Regions from separate parts of the Homo sapiens genome. Here region 2 is linked to region 1. A link is a loop called in an ENCODE intact Hi-C map of the cell type or tissue named here. Cell type or tissue: Calu3. All regions are shown on one strand.

Evidence for each region. Peaks named below come from ENCODE experiments on the same cell type or tissue, not always from the same donor. Only the 100,000 strongest peaks of a DNase experiment are listed, where the experiment ranks them.
Region 2: a loop joins it to region 1, with 4 times the contacts of the local background. A loop is called at or near these places in 14 of 110 quality-filtered maps.

Annotation. Positions count from the first base shown.
Region 1 is chr13:70,560,651-70,568,650 of GRCh38, forward strand. No RefSeq gene overlaps it. Among named protein-coding and RNA genes, the nearest start is that of LINC00348, 450 kb to the right of the region's middle. In Calu3, no CTCF peak of the experiment used is centred here; no DNase peak of the experiment used is centred here.
Region 2 is chr13:70,090,483-70,098,482 of GRCh38, forward strand. All of the region lies in intron 1 of KLHL1 (kelch like family member 1), which reads right to left. It also overlaps the pseudogene LUC7L3P1. Among named protein-coding and RNA genes, the nearest start is that of KLHL1, 14 kb to the right of the region's middle. In Calu3, no CTCF peak of the experiment used is centred here; no DNase peak of the experiment used is centred here.

The sequences.
Region 1 (8,000 bases):
AGCTCCTGAAAAAAAGAGACTCTAACAGCATATACTTTGTTGTGTTTCAACAGTGTTTGGCACTAGTTGTGAATCACAGAAATTACCCAAGATATAGCTGCTGAATGAATTAATGGAAGAGTAAATTGAAGAACAAATGAAGATCAACATAGGAAACAATTGTGTTTGTGTTACATATGCTAAATTAATTGAATAGTGTCAGCAATAATCATGTGATTTCAATATATTTACTGAAAAATAGCACAACACAAGCAATGAGAAAAATTGGAAAAATTTACCAGGTTTTTTTTCTTAAAATTGCCATCTTTAATATTGGATTATATTAAATGTTTATTAAATGTTTACAGAACAGCAGAGTGTTCAATTTGGGAGAAAATAGAACAAAACAAAAGCATATGCAATTATCTCTCTTAGATCTATCTATAAATCAAATGAGCCTTTCTGAATTTGACTACATTAATAATTTATTTTGTTACATGGAGCTATACACCTGCTCTAGTTTGTATTGTTGCACTGAAGATTAGTATTTAGTATTAGGTAATATATGTCACTTTAGGACATATGCATTAGGTAATATATGTCACTTTGGGAGAGAAATAATGGATCTAGAAAAAAATGATTAGAAAATCTAGCATTGTCTTGCAGAAACATACACCTTTCATGAAATTTTTTAAGTTGGTTATCTGAGCTAGGGGTATGGCCATTCAATCACGGTAGACAATGACATCAAATGACCTTACAAAAGTTTAATTTGCTTTCATGGTGTTTGCAATTTTATATTTAAAATGTTTTTTAACACATTGGTATACATATTTTTCTTTAAAAATTATTCATAAAATTTTACATTAAGGTTTTATTCTATTTGTCAGTTCTGGCCACATTCTTATAAAAATACCAAGAGAAGACTCTGAAAACACTTGTTTTAATGACAAAAAATTGATCATGGGGGCAGGCTATCTCAAGATGCTTTTCTTTACCACACATTTTTCTAAAACAAATCAACCTCAAGTGACCTTACCTGGAATCCTGTGATCTTGTTTCAAATTTAATGCTTGAGAATAAATGCTTTAATATTTTATATCAATAAAGGTAAGTCAGCTTCTTCTTGGAATTTTATTTAATGTCAGTAATATTGTCTCCATCTAAGTATACAAACACCTTTCCTCTTGCAAGTAGAACTTAATGTACCATCATCAAGCCCAAGGGAAAATTAACCACTTTGAAGAAAACTAAAGCTAGAAAAAACATTTTTATATACACACTTCTAAAAATCACTCATAAGCAAATTCTCACCCTTTGAGAGATGTATACAAACAATAGGTAGCAAAATGTTCTAATAAAATATTAAAAACTTTACTGGGCCCATTTCAATGGCTTCTTAGAAGCCAAGACCCTGATCCAGTAGTACTTTCTTTGCAAATGCAGGATCAAAAGGTCAGCAAATCTAAGAGTTAAATGGCTTTTGTTTTACTGTTCCACAGAGACAGCTCTCATTTAATTTATGTCACTATGGATCTTAAAATCCTAAACCGTTTTTTATAGGAAAGCCTCTGGTATGGTACCCAGATCAGTGAGAGACAGGAAGTCAAAGGGTAAAAAGTCCAAGTGTGAGTTTGCTTAGAAGATAATCTACTGCACGCCAAGGAAGGTAATGGGCCTTGACTTGGTGTGCTATATAATAAGATTAGGAACAAAAAAGGTAGGCAGGCTTTCCTTTCTCCAGTTATTGATAGCACGTGCTTGTAAAAGTAACCAAAACAATAGTAAAATATATTAATTCATAAAGATAAGTGTTTTTTTCCCTGATTTTTCTGATTCTGTTGTATCATGTGTAGACTATATGAAACTTTAAGATAGTATTTATTTATTGATGAGGTGCAAGTTCTATGCACTAAATATGCTGTGTGTCAATGAGTCAACAAGTGACTTGAGTCTAAGTTTTTGGTCTGCAATTCATTCAATATGAAATCCAATATGAATTCAGGTGTGTCATTTAACCTCCCCAAATCCAGTATGAAAAATACTATGTAATACTCAAAAATCTAAGGCTAGCAACCTTCTGATTGGTGCAGATAAAATGGCCTGTGATCTTATTACTTTAACAGATAACTTTTAACATCTTTTTATTTAGCTCTTTATATTCTTCTCTTTTCTTTCCATGGCCATCTCCTTCAGTTGCCTCTTCTGACATATCCCAGGAAGTTGCTAGATTTTTTATGCCTTTTCTGAATTCTACAATATGATTGGGCTGACTCTAGGACAGATAGGATTTCTGTTTTGATCTAGGATTCATGTATCATGCTAAGGGCAGGGAAGGAAGTGAGAAACATTATTAAGGACCGAGGCCTAATGAGGGGTGAGAAAGGGTAGATAGTGAACAAGGGGTGTTGGGGGGAGGGTATTTATTCCATTATCCATCCGGAGTTTAAAAATAGCAATCAAATCATCTAAAAGCTAGACTGCTTTGTATTATCACTATGGCTTGGTAGTTTCAAGCAATGTTAGTAATAAATCACTCCTTTTCCAGAAAAATCTTTTGTTTTTCTAAATTGTTAATAATTGTCTGGTCTGTATTACCCAGAGATTGCCTGGCATTAGGTTTTGTTAGATGTTCCTTACCTCAAATGTGAAAGGTGGGGAAAACATTTAATCTTCAAAGATGAGGATTTTTTATATGAAAGTACATGTAAAAAGAATTAATCAGCAGTTTCAAACAATGTTAATATTAAATCACTCCTTTTCTAGAAAAATCTTTTGTTTTATCTAAATTGTTAATAATTGTCTGGTCTGTACTACCCAGAGATTGCCTGGCATTAGGTTTTGTTAGATATTCCTTACCTCAAATGTGAAAGGTGGGGAAAATACTTAATCTTCAAAGATGAGGATTTCTTATATGAAAGTACATGTGAAAAGAATTAATCAGCTAGATAACCATCAAGAAAAGACTATCATTTCAGATTTGAATTAATTAATATTATAATAAATATGGACTGCTTATTTAATAACAGCTTGTATGAAATATATAAATACCATTAAGTTTACTTTTTTCTGTTCTTTATTGTTCACGAAATGCAACAAAAGCAAAAGGAGATGGTAACAAGATCAATGTTTTGATCCTACTCTTTTATAGTACATATAACTACCTAATTTAATCCCTAAATAGAAATAGATGCTTAGGTATTACTGAAATATTTTGGAACAAATCATGAGCCTGATCCTTAATAAATTTTAATTAAATGTTACATTTTGTGATCATTATAGATTCACATGCAGATATAAAATTAATATACAGAGTGAACTCATGTATGCTTTACCCAGTTTCTGTTAAAGATAACATCTTGCAAAACTTAGTATAATATTACAACCAGGATGTTGGTATTGATTCAAGCAGCCAAACTTTTTAAGATTTCCCAAGCCTTACTTGTACTTATTTTTATGTCTTCTCTTTATCCACAGAAATACATGACATGGCATTTTCTAAAACAAGTGAATAAGAAATATATTAGCATGAAATGCACAGATATTCACTGAGCACTTGTTTCCAAGTAGAAAGGTATAGACAGAGTCAGGTTTCCCGGTACAATTTGGCAGTCAAGGTAATTCCTCAAGCAGATCAGACAGCTGTTTCCCTTTGCAAGATTTCTTAAATTTCAGTATATTTCCCACAGAATCTTTCCAAGTTTTTGCTGAAGTTAGCATTCTTTTCATTCATATAGTTGATATCTGCACAGTCATTGTAAGGACATCTCTGATTACATTTGTATCATTTTCCAATTTGCTTCTCTAAGCTGTTCTCATTATGAATAGCATGCGTGTGTGTGTGTACATTTAGTTCTGTGCATTTTTATCAAGTTTAGGTTCATGTATGTGTAGCCAACACCACATTCGATATACAGAACTGTTCTGTCACCAGGAGGATCCACATTCTGCCCTTTTATAAACATTCCCCATCCCACCCACTTCCTTAAGCCTAATAACCACTGATCTATTCTCCATTACTATAATATTATCATGAATGGAATAATACTGTATTCAATCTATTAAGACTGGCTTTTTTCACTCAGCACAATTTTTTAAAAATTCAACCAAGTTGTTGCCTGAATAATAGCTTGTTCATTTTTATTATTGAGTATTATTTCATGATTCTTTTATTACTTTTTAAATATCCCTTTTTTGTACCAGACCACTCATGAAACCATATTTTTAAATGTCTGCACTAAGATTTAAAGTGGTCAGAAAAAAAATGTTTAGTGCTTCAAAATGTAGACTTTTCAATAATGTTGTGAGCAAGCCCCCCAAAATCTGGCCATAAACTGGCCCCAAGACTGGCCATAAATAAAATCTCTGCAGCACTGTGACATGTTCATAATGGCCCTAATGCCCATGCTGGAAGGTTGTGGGTTTACGGGAAAGAAGGCAAGGAACACCTGGCCCGCCCAGGGCGGAAACCACTTAAAGGCATTCTTAAGCCACAAACAATAGCATAAGCGATTTATGCCTTAACGGCATGTTCCTGCTGCAGTTAATTAGCCCAACCTATTTCTTTAATTCAGCTCATCCCTTCGTTTCCCTTAAGGGATACTTTTAGTTAATTTAATATCTATAGAAACAATGCTAATGACTGGTTTGCTGTTAATACATGTGTAGGTAAATCTCTGTTCAGAGCTCTCAGCTCTGAGGGCTGTGAGACCCCTGATTTTCCACTTTACACCTCTATATTTCTGTGTGTGTGTGTCTTTAATTCCTCTATCGCTGCTGAGTTAGGATCCCCCCAACCTAGCTGGTCTCAGCACAATAATATTAATTATAGTAAATACTTCTGGAGTATGCATTATTGCTAGGCATTATTCTAAGCCCTTGTATATATTGTCTTCTTTAACCCTGATTATAATCCTAAAATAAAAACTATTGCCATCCTCATTTCGACAATGAAGGAAAAAAACATAAGTGTTAAGAAACCTGACTTGGAGAATACAGCTACAAAGTGATCAATATTTACACCCAGGCAGTTAGACTCCAGAGTCTGTACCTCCAACAGGAGCAGAAAATTTGAGAACTTGGATTTAACATATACAATTAACCTCTTCTCTTTTTCACATCTACTTTGATATTTAAATTTTGTATCTTTGTATTCTTTCAATAAGGCACAAGTTTATTAAACCCTACTATGTGCCATATATTGTATTCAGTGCTATGAAATTACAAATTAAATGTGTAATTGATATTTTAATAAGTATATTGCAAAAAGTTTTATAATTATAATTAGGGAGAAAATATTATGAAAATAAATGATTTTTGGAAGATACGGGCCAACAACTTTTGAGAATATATAACCATTGAACAAGATTTTGAAAAATTGATGGAACTTCAGAAGTGTTCCTGATTTCAAGAATGAGAGAAAAAAAATTATTGGAGGTCATATATGAATATGACATGACAGGATTATTTAGTAATTTTCTGTGGCTAAAGCTCAGAATGCTTAAGGGAGGTAGTTTTTGAAAATCTGAAGTGATAAACTGAGATAAAGAATCCTGTTTTTTTAATTCAAAATTGCTTGGAATATCTTGAATGCAATAAGAAAGCATCATTTTTTTAACAACGAAGCTCATCTGCCTGCTCTTTATATGAAAACTTCCATTATAGTTGTACCTATAGAAAGCTGACCACAATCTATTCCAAAAAGCTACTGCTTAAAAGAATGTTATGTTACCTGAAATAACAAAGAAAAAATAGAGCTATCTATGGAGAATCCAAGAATTCCTATAGGTATAGAGATGTATTCTGGTAATGCCTGAGTTATCCAGCAACAATTTAGGAACTATTTGTTACATTGTATTTTTTGAATATGAAAATGTAGCCATACAACTTTTCTTGTAACAGGTAAATTTTAAGGCATGGAATTATTTCGGACAGGTTTTAAATAAGAATAACAAATTTCTGTTTCTACAGGAGCTTAAGAGTTATTAACAATGCAAAAAAAGAATGCTCACTCATAACAATTTGTACACTTTCTCTCGTTTTTCTTGCCACTTTTCTTGATCTACTTTTATTTTTCATCTTTGAGAGAGACACAAGGACAGAAAAAGATTGCACAATTATAGTAAAGCACAACAGCACTATGTGGTAATTAATGATAACTGACATTTAAGATCATTTTTTTTAGGAATCCAATAGGTAATTATACAAACTTTGAGGAACTGGACATACACACTCAGTCTAAATAGCTCAGCCACCGCTCAGCTCTAAGCTGATTGCTGCCCAGCAGATATACAGACTTAGTTTTTTCCCTAGGTAATATTTTAGAGAACAGAGAGGAATAATAACGATTACATTTTTTAAATACATATATTTAAAAATGAACTTAAGTAAGCCCAATGGTTTGAACTTTAGGCCACTCATTCAAGTTTTGAAATGGCCACAGGGCATTACTGCAGAAACTGAAATAAACTTTGTGCTGTCTTGAAAGTATCTGAAGGTAGTGACAGAAGAATGCCAAAATAGAATAAAGGAAAATAAAATAAGAATTATATATGATTAATATTGCCAAGTTTTAGTTACTTTTATTCCACATTTACGCAATAAAAACTAACTTAATCAAAACCCATCTCATTTTAACTTGATCATTGTGTGCAATATTTCTGCCAAGCCCTCAGTGAGCGAGCTACCAAAACAAAAACATTTAAAATGTAATATTATATTTTAATATACATTGCTTTCCTGAAGGTTTCTTCAGAAATGAAGAACAATGTCTATTAATGATAAAAGCATGTTTTTTTCACTTGTTAATTTGAGATAAAATAAATTTAGACACATTCTTATTAAAATTCAAGCACAATATTTATCAGGAGAGTCACACAAATATATAAATTATTTTTATTTGTTGAATCATATACTGCTAAACCCTCAAAATAATCCTAATTTTTAATCACATCATGCCACAACTTTTATTTTAGTTGACCTTTGGCTGAAGTGGTTAGGTTTGTGAATATGCTTGTCTATGGAAAAGATGAAAAAAATTAAAATCCATGATGAAAATGCTAAAGATGCTATTCTATTAAAGTATTTAATAGACGAGCAAAGGAATAAAAATAATCCTTTACTCTAGAATGTATTAGGAATCCTAAAATAACAAAAAAGATTTTTTGTTATACATTTTATTTTATTCTTGAAAATAATATAAATAAACATTTTAAGGAATTTTTACTGGCAAATGAAAAAATACCTCTCATTAAGATTAGATTTCACATTACACAAGAATTTCAAACATTTAAAATTCTGTATGAACATATCTGTGAAACAATTAAAATTAATGTGGAGCTAATGGATTACGAATTTTAGGTCATGTGTCAAATTGAGAAATAATTCAAAGAGAGTGGAAGAGTTAAAAAATATGAAATTCATTTTTAGCGTTGACAATGTTCTACCAGGAAAAGTTAGCCTGACTCTTACTTTCTTTTCCATAGCGTGTCTTGCCTGTGTACCTACAAAGCCACACTTGTGTGTTGTGTGCAATACGAAAATGCCACAAGGTCAATCATATTCTTTGAAAGTAAGACTCCAATATTTTTGTGGTGTTGGATATTGAAACAATAATAGAACATTAAAAGAATTCCAAACTTCTTATCATGTACATGCTGAAGTAGTAGGTTTCACACAGCAGATGTTTTTCTTTCATTTTATGAATAATTGTATTATACATGGTACAATATAATACATGTACATTATACATGTACATAGTATAAAGAATATATAGAATATGTAAATATAGTATTTACATATAGAAAAATGTATTATATATTTTTCTACAATTATTTGAAAATAAGAAATTTAACAAATGTTTCCCTAACCTTTTAATCTTCCTGAGAGTTTGTTTCATTTTCTTAAATTTAGATGGGTGAGAATTATTTCTTCTATTATTTACTGTTTTATAATCCTAGCAACCCTCAGGTCCCAATAGCCTCAGTCCTATGCACAGAATAAAGCTGTATTAGTAAAGAATT
Region 2 (8,000 bases), 470 kb before region 1:
AAAACAGAGAAGTTAAGAGTATTATTGATTGACAGGTCATTATCCTCTGCTCTTTCTCTTGCTTTCTTTGACAGATGTGAGGCACACAATTTAAAGCTGGCTATAATCCTTTTCTCACGATGATATAGGGAGAAGAAGTCAGAAAGGTCTTTATGCAAGGCACAGAAAGAAGATCTGAAACTTTCTATTTTCTCCCAAGTCAGAACTGCACCATGGATAGTATTATAAAGCAATCACATAACTACAACTTAAGCAAACCAAGCAGATTACTGGGAAACATCCATGTTGAATAAATGGAATATCAAGGTTAAGGTAGAAATACAACTTTCGACTGTAGCTTGTGACAACTTTCTATTAAATTTAGTAAACCATAGCTATAGAAATTAAAAATAATATGATGGAAAAACACATCTATGAAATATAATATCATGAACTTTGGTGTTATGTGTAATCACAGTCCTCTCCTTGACTGCTGGACTTCACATTACTTCTTCCTTTCTCTCTCTTTCTGTCATCAGATCACCTTTTATTTTTACTTGGATTTTCTATCTTATTCTCTGATCCAAGTTTTATTCCCGTGCTTATGACTCTCAACCTCAGCTTTTTTATCTTCTTTGATCCTGAATAGGAGTATTCTGTTTTCTATCATCCTTCTCCCTTATTCATCTCTACTTCTGCTTCAGCTTTTTTCCTCTATCTTGTGATCTTTTGGGGTTTTGGGAGCTGGTTCGTCTTCACTCACAAGTTTGGATTGTGTACCTACTTTGTCAATGTCTTCTTTCTCTATCTTGAACCCTTTCTTTTTATCTTTCTTCCCTTCCTCCAACTCTTTTTTCTCTTTCAACTTGTTCCTTCTTTTTACAATTCTTCTTATGATCAGTCTTTTCGACTGTTTTTCTTAACTTTTGTTTCTTCACCAGTAGCTTTAATTCTACATAACTCATGTGTTGTTCTCTCAGCAAATAGTCATCTACCTGGGACCGGCCATCTCCTACTCTCTAAAAGAGTCCATCCACATCACAAATTTTCATTTATTTCTCTTGGGCAGCAAAATTTTCAATTGTGAAGTTTGTGGATCTAAAATTCACTCTCTCAACAGTCCAACTAATTTAATCATTCCCTGGCCTTCTTCTACCTTTCCTTCAAATCCTAATTCATCAATCTGCTGCAGGAGTACATCAATTTTACATGTTAGAACCTTTTTCATTTTTATTTATTTTGTCTTTTGGACCACCAGTTCCAGGAGACTGCTGGATTTGAAATAATGGCTGAGTTTAATTCTACATTCTACTTCTACAAGTAAGCTCTGTAGGTGCCGCCTAAACTACCTTAGAGCTAACTTTCATAAAAATTAAAACTCTTCAGTTTTCATAGACTTTCATTCTGAAATTTTTCACATGGATGTGTAGATAAATTTTTTGCAACTGTTCCCTTCCTCTAGAGAAGAATCCTCTTATCTTCTGCCTGGCAGCAGGGTGTAGTGGGGAACATCTACCCATATATTTCTGGTGTCTCTAAATCCAGCTTCCAGGTGACAGCCAATAAGAAGCCAGACCTTCAGTCATACAGCCACCAAGGAAATGAATTTTGTCAATAATCTGAGTGAGACTAGAAGTAGTTTCCACCAGATGAGAAATAAACCAGCTGGCACCTTGATTTCAGCCTATGCAATTGAGCAGAGGACACAACTCCTTGCTCATGGAAACAGAAATAATGTGTTTGTTGATTTAAGCCACAAATTTTATAGTAACTGGGTATGTAGCAATAAAAAATGAATACAACTTTCTAAACTATTGTACCACCCAAAACTACTATTTTTATTGTCAGCTATCACTCATCTCTTCTACGCTGAATTCTACCTATATGACTTTGTTCATGTTGCTTACTCCATTTAGAACGTTTGATTCACTACTCTATGTGTTTCCAAAGCCTTACTCTCTCTTTAAAATAATATATTAAACTCTGTCGTCTTTGCTTAGGTATAGCAATAAAGTTAAAAGCATGTATTTCACAACAAAAGTAATATTTTTGCTTATACTTTATAGCACACAGCTTTTATATTATTAGATACAAAGTTTAATTAATGAAAAATAGCACTTGATATTATAATGATTCGTAGAATGTAAAGCATTCAATGGATTATATATACATATAAAACTTTACATTCATACCTGTAATTAGTTTTATGAGCTAAGTTATTACTTTCTTAATTTGATCATGATGTTATACTAAAAACAAAGAGAAATTGCTCATGTTTTACAGTATAGGAGTGTGATTGTGAAACATGGTTGCAACTGTCTACATGTGGTTGTTTTCATTTATATTTAGAATATTTAAAATTAAACAAATAGAGGAGTAGCCACGCTTTCAGTGCTTGATGATCACTCACAGCTAGAATCTACAGTATTGAACAGCGCAGCCATGAAATAATTGCATCATCACAGGATAATTTTTAATGTAGAATAATACTTATGAAACTTTATATCCAAAATGTATAAATAAATTTTAAACAAAATTTAATTTTAAATAATAAATTATGATTTTATTTTTAAAGACATTGAATAACATTAATGACTTCCACTTTTATTTCAGCATTTATAATTATTTAACCTTAAAACATGAAAATAAGCTATATGATGCGCTATTATGTAATTATGTGATTGTCTAGAATTGAATATCTTAGAAGAGGTGAAAATACGATTTGAGGACAAGGGAAGAGAGAAAAGGGGAAGGCAATAAAGGCAAGATGAAGTGAGGGAAATAGGAAAATCAAGAACCCATCATCATAGTGGAGTGGACTTTGTCTTTCTCCAAGATGCCCATCTGCAAGTTTTCGTACCTCCTCTGATACATACCTTCAAAGACCAAACCAGATGGGGCATCTCTGAAGTACTTTTAGGTAACCAAAGACTCTTAGTTAGAGATAGAGAAAATAAATAGTAGTAATAAAATAGTAATAAAAGAGTAATACATTTTTAATAGTAATAGTAGTAACAAAATCTATGTAATTCCTAAGCACTTTAAAGAAAAAATATCATATTCTATTTTTCCATTATCTTTCTCTTGATGTCTTGAAATATCTTCCTAATCATAAGAAAAATATATTTATAGAAATATTTTGACACATAAATTGTGTATAAGGGGGGATATTACTTAATTTGGCAAATAATTTTTTTCTCTAAATTTGTTTGTATTTGACATTTGTTTTGACAAAGTATTTTATGACTTTGTTTTCTCATGGTATTTTGAACCAACTACATCATATGTAAAGACCTGTGCCACAGATGGATAGCTCATCTCCAGGAGATTGAGAAATGGAGTATGAACCTTAGTTTTAAATCCATTTGGCAATTAGAACTGCAGTTTTACTGTGAACTGTCTTATTATACACTTTATCAAGATCATATGCATATAAAGTTAATTAACTTGTTTGAATAATTAACCAAGTAAGAATTTCATGATGATATCATTTTAGGATAATATATATTTATGAAATTATATATTTACTAAGAGTAGTATACGGTAAAGGGCTATGTTTAATTTAACCAATCATGAAAACTAAGATTGCTTTAACTTACCAGTAGTTCTTTTTAACACAAGAAAGTTAGATTCTTCAAACAAGATATTATGTGAAAAGTACCCTCTTATCAGAGGTGAAGAGTTAGTCTTAAAGCATCCAGAAACATCTAAACTTTATGTAAGCCAGATGTGGCAGCATGCACCTGTAGTCGCAGCTACTCGGCTGAGGTGGGCGGATAACTTGAGCTCAGGAGTTCGAGGCTGCAGTGAGCTAGGATCACACCACTGCACTCCAGCTGCATGACAGAGTGAGAACCCAACTCTCAGAAACAAGATAAAAATTAAAATTAAAAAATAAAATTCACATGAAACAAATACAATGCAATCATCTTTATATATATATATATATGAATATATTGGCTCAATCATTGATGACTGGATTGAATTTTGAAAAGGAAAGCTGCTTGGGAAAAAGCAAAAAGTGTGTCTCATAAAATTATGTAGTCTCACGTAGACTAAAATAAAAAATTCCTATTCTTTCAAGTTGGTAAGCTTTTGGGTAGATTATACTTAGAAGAGCACAGAATTAATCTGTAAACCACCACATTGCATACCTCCAAGTAAAGCAAGAGGAGCCATTTTACTTTGGATGGGCTTTGATTTACTTAGGAGAAGATTACGGAACTTCAATGCTTTTGTGGCAATTTCAATGTGGCTTCCTTAGCCGGCCAAGTGTTTCTAAGACATTCTATTGATACCCATCACATCTTCCACTGCCACTCCATTGCAATTCCATCACTATCAGCCTTTTTCTAACTACCTGTGTTTCCTCTCATCCTCTCCAGATAGGATAAGAATCATCCCTGTCTTTCAACTTGCCTAAAACCTAAGCTAGTGAAGGAAATTAATGACAAGAGAAGTGAGAAAGTAGCCAGTAGAATAAATACCAATGGCTATCTTCTATACCCAGTCCCCATTGCTACCAAAAAGTAGTTTCTTCCTTATGTCTGAGCCTGGGTATCTCTCTTTTTACAGCTACTGTTGTAGCTCCTCCAACGTAGAATTGATTTATACAGTCTGAAGAGTGATTGAAAGCACAATTTCTGCTCCAAATACTGGGTATTGCTTCAGTCATTGATCTACCCAGCATAATGAATGGTATCGGTTATAGATCTAAGTGAAATTTGGGAAAGGCATGGGATTTTGAGACCCTCTATAAAAGAGGCTTTTGCACCACTTCCAGAATAAAATGTTTTACAGTGATTGGCAGAGTTTTCAAGAGGAAATATAATGATATGCAAGAAAGAGAGAGATTGTTCTATTTAGATCCTTAGGACTATCAGGAATTGACTACATAATTGTGGAACCTATTGGAAAATAAAATTACATGGAATCTTATTTAATGTCATTAAGAGTTTCAAAAATGACACACTAGAGGATTAAACTAAGTCTGGGATTCATCTATGTCCCTGGCAGTGAGACTGGGCCAATTGCTTGCCCATGAAGTCAGTCTGGCAAGAATATTTAAGTTTTTAATTTTAAATTGTTATGGATACATGACAGTTGTACATATTTATGAGGTACATATGATACTTTAATACAAGCATATAATATGTAATGATCAAATCAGGGTAATTGAGATATTCATTACATTAAGCATTTATCATTTATTTGTGTTAGAAACATTCCAATTCCACTCTTTTAGTTATTTTGAGAGGACAATAAATTATTGTTAACTATAGTCATCCCATTGTGCTATTTAACACAGCATCTTATTCCTTCTATCTAACTGTATTTTTGTATTGAATAACTGTCCCTTCTCCCTCCACCCCCCCCACCACACTCGCTAATACTCTTTCCAGATGCTGGTAACCATCATTATACACTCTATCTCCATGAGTTCATTTTTTTTTAGTTCCCAGATATGAGTGAGAACAAACAATATTTGTCTTTCTGTGTCTGGCTTATTTCACCTAACATAAGGCCATCCAGTTCCACCCATGTTGTTGCAATTAACATGATTTCATTCGTTTTTATAACCAAATAATGCTTTATTGCATATATGTACCATATTTTTTATCCATTTGTCCAGTGATCAACACTTAGGGTGATTCCATATTTTAGCTATTGTTAATTGTGCTGCAATAAACACAGGAGAGCAGATGTTTCTACAATAAACTGCTTTCCTTCCTTTTGGATATATACCCAGTAGAGGGATTGCTGGATTATATGGTAGTTCTATTTTTAGTTTTCTGAGGAACCTCCATACTGTTCTTCAAAGTGGTTGTACTAATTTACATTCCCACAAACAGCATATGAGGGCTCCCCTTTCTCTGCATCCTCACCAGCATCCCCTATTTCCTGTCTCTTTAATAAATGTCACTTTAACTGGGGTGAGATTATATCTCATTATAGCTTTGATTTATATTTCTCTGATGATTAATGATGGTGAGCATTTTTACATATACCTTTTGGCCACTTGTATGTCTTCTTTTGAAAATGTCTATTGATATCTTTGCCCATTTTAAGTTAGATTAATTTGATTATTAATATTACTTCTGGCAGCAGAAGTTTGTTTTACTTGTCTTTTATTTTTTCCTATCGAGTTCTTTGAGCTTGTCAGGAATATTTTATAAAGTTAGCTGTTTTTTTTTTAAAGAAATCTTAGCAATTTTTGACTTTTCAAAAATATCATGTCATTTTCTCTTTTTTTCTTTTTGCTGCCAGAAGTAATATCCCTTAAAAATATGACACTATTCTGTGATTGTTTCCAGATAGTCTTAAAGGAGAGAAATCACAACATGGCTGGCTACCTCCTATTGCAGGGAAAGCATAGAGGGAATCTTCTCAGCAAAAGATAGTAGCAAGAAAAAAGGAAGAAATCGCCAACAGAAGGCTCCTAGAAAGAACATCAAGAGTATAATCTAGATTCCACAGCTCATAGCTGACTCTAAGGTGATTTGAAGCTAGATTAGATTCTGCTCCAAATGCGGTGTAAAATGAATCCATGATCCAATGTAAAGGAGGTTATTGGAGGAAAAATACTTAAGTGAGTTGGAACTTTAAAGGCACATCCAACATCATGGCTCAGTTCTGGGGTAATTAGCATACATTATGGGACTTTGAGAACTTCCCCCCACTATCTTTAGTAAAAATCTTAACATGACATTTTGCAACCATTCCATTTTGAGAGTTGGCAAGAGTTTGTACTTAACAAGAAAAATCTTACAAATGTGAGTCCTATAAGGCATTTGCTATATCAAGAATAGATTTTAAAATAAATAAAACTGAAACAACAAAAACAAATCCTCAAAGCAGAGGAAAACTTCTTTTCTTTGAGCAGTATAATTTGTCTTCATGTGCAAGGTAGGAGAAATATGTGTTTAGCAGGTTTTCAGTTTAGAATCTCTTCTGTAATAAACAGTAAAGAAAAGAACCAGCTGTCTAACATCACCTAATCTGAATGAAGGTAAAACTTAATTTGAATTATTTAAGCAACAATTAGCTAAATAAGAATAGTCTAGTTGTGTCTCATCCAGCACCCCTTTTCGTCTCAGCCTGCAATGTAATCTTGGACCTCTTTATGTAGAATCTATACTTTCTTGAGTTTTATTCAGAGTATAAGCAGACATAAATTTTCTTTTTTAGTTCTGTTCAGAAATAAGCTTTTCTTTAAGTCTCACAGTCTATATGTATTTTACTATCACAATTGCAAACTATAAGGCAAGGTGGTCTCCTTAAGATGGAATTAGCCTTTCAAACATGTTGGTGATGTAAAAACTCGGAAGAGTTCCCCTGATACTGTTCTTCAAAAATTGTACTTAAAAATTCAAAAAACATTCAGAGAATTAGTTTAAAGAGGGCCTAGTGTTTGATTTCCTTTCTGTTTTTTTTTTTTCAATTTTAATAGGCTAGGTATCATTGTGAAAAATATTGTCAGATTATTAAATAATATTAGTTGCAAGGTTACATGTCAGAATAATGATGCTGTATGTAACTATTTACTAGCTAACTAAACTTGAAAATATTAAAGCCTAGATAAAGCTCTGTCTAATGGAGGCTTGTCACATGCTGCAAGCATTTTCTATCTAGTTTCATTAACTCTGGTATTATAGATCATACTATGACATTGCTAGCTCAACTGTTATGGTATGATGTTTTAAACTCTCGAAGTGTTTTCAGATACTCTTCTATGATTATCTCAATAAATATTCAGGTGAGGTAAGTAAGGCTGACTTGGTGACCTCATGTTCTTCATGTAGACATAAACTTAGAGTAATTTAGAAAAGCTATAAGAGTGTCACATCTATTTTTGCTTTTATTTTTGCTAATTATCTAGATTCCATAAATGTTCCCTGTGTAATTTGCATGTATATTCTTTTGAAAACAGCAAAAATTTATTTGAAACACAGGTAGTACCATTTTAAATCTATACTTTTACATTATACTAATGCATGATAGTAAGTCATTGAAATTTACTA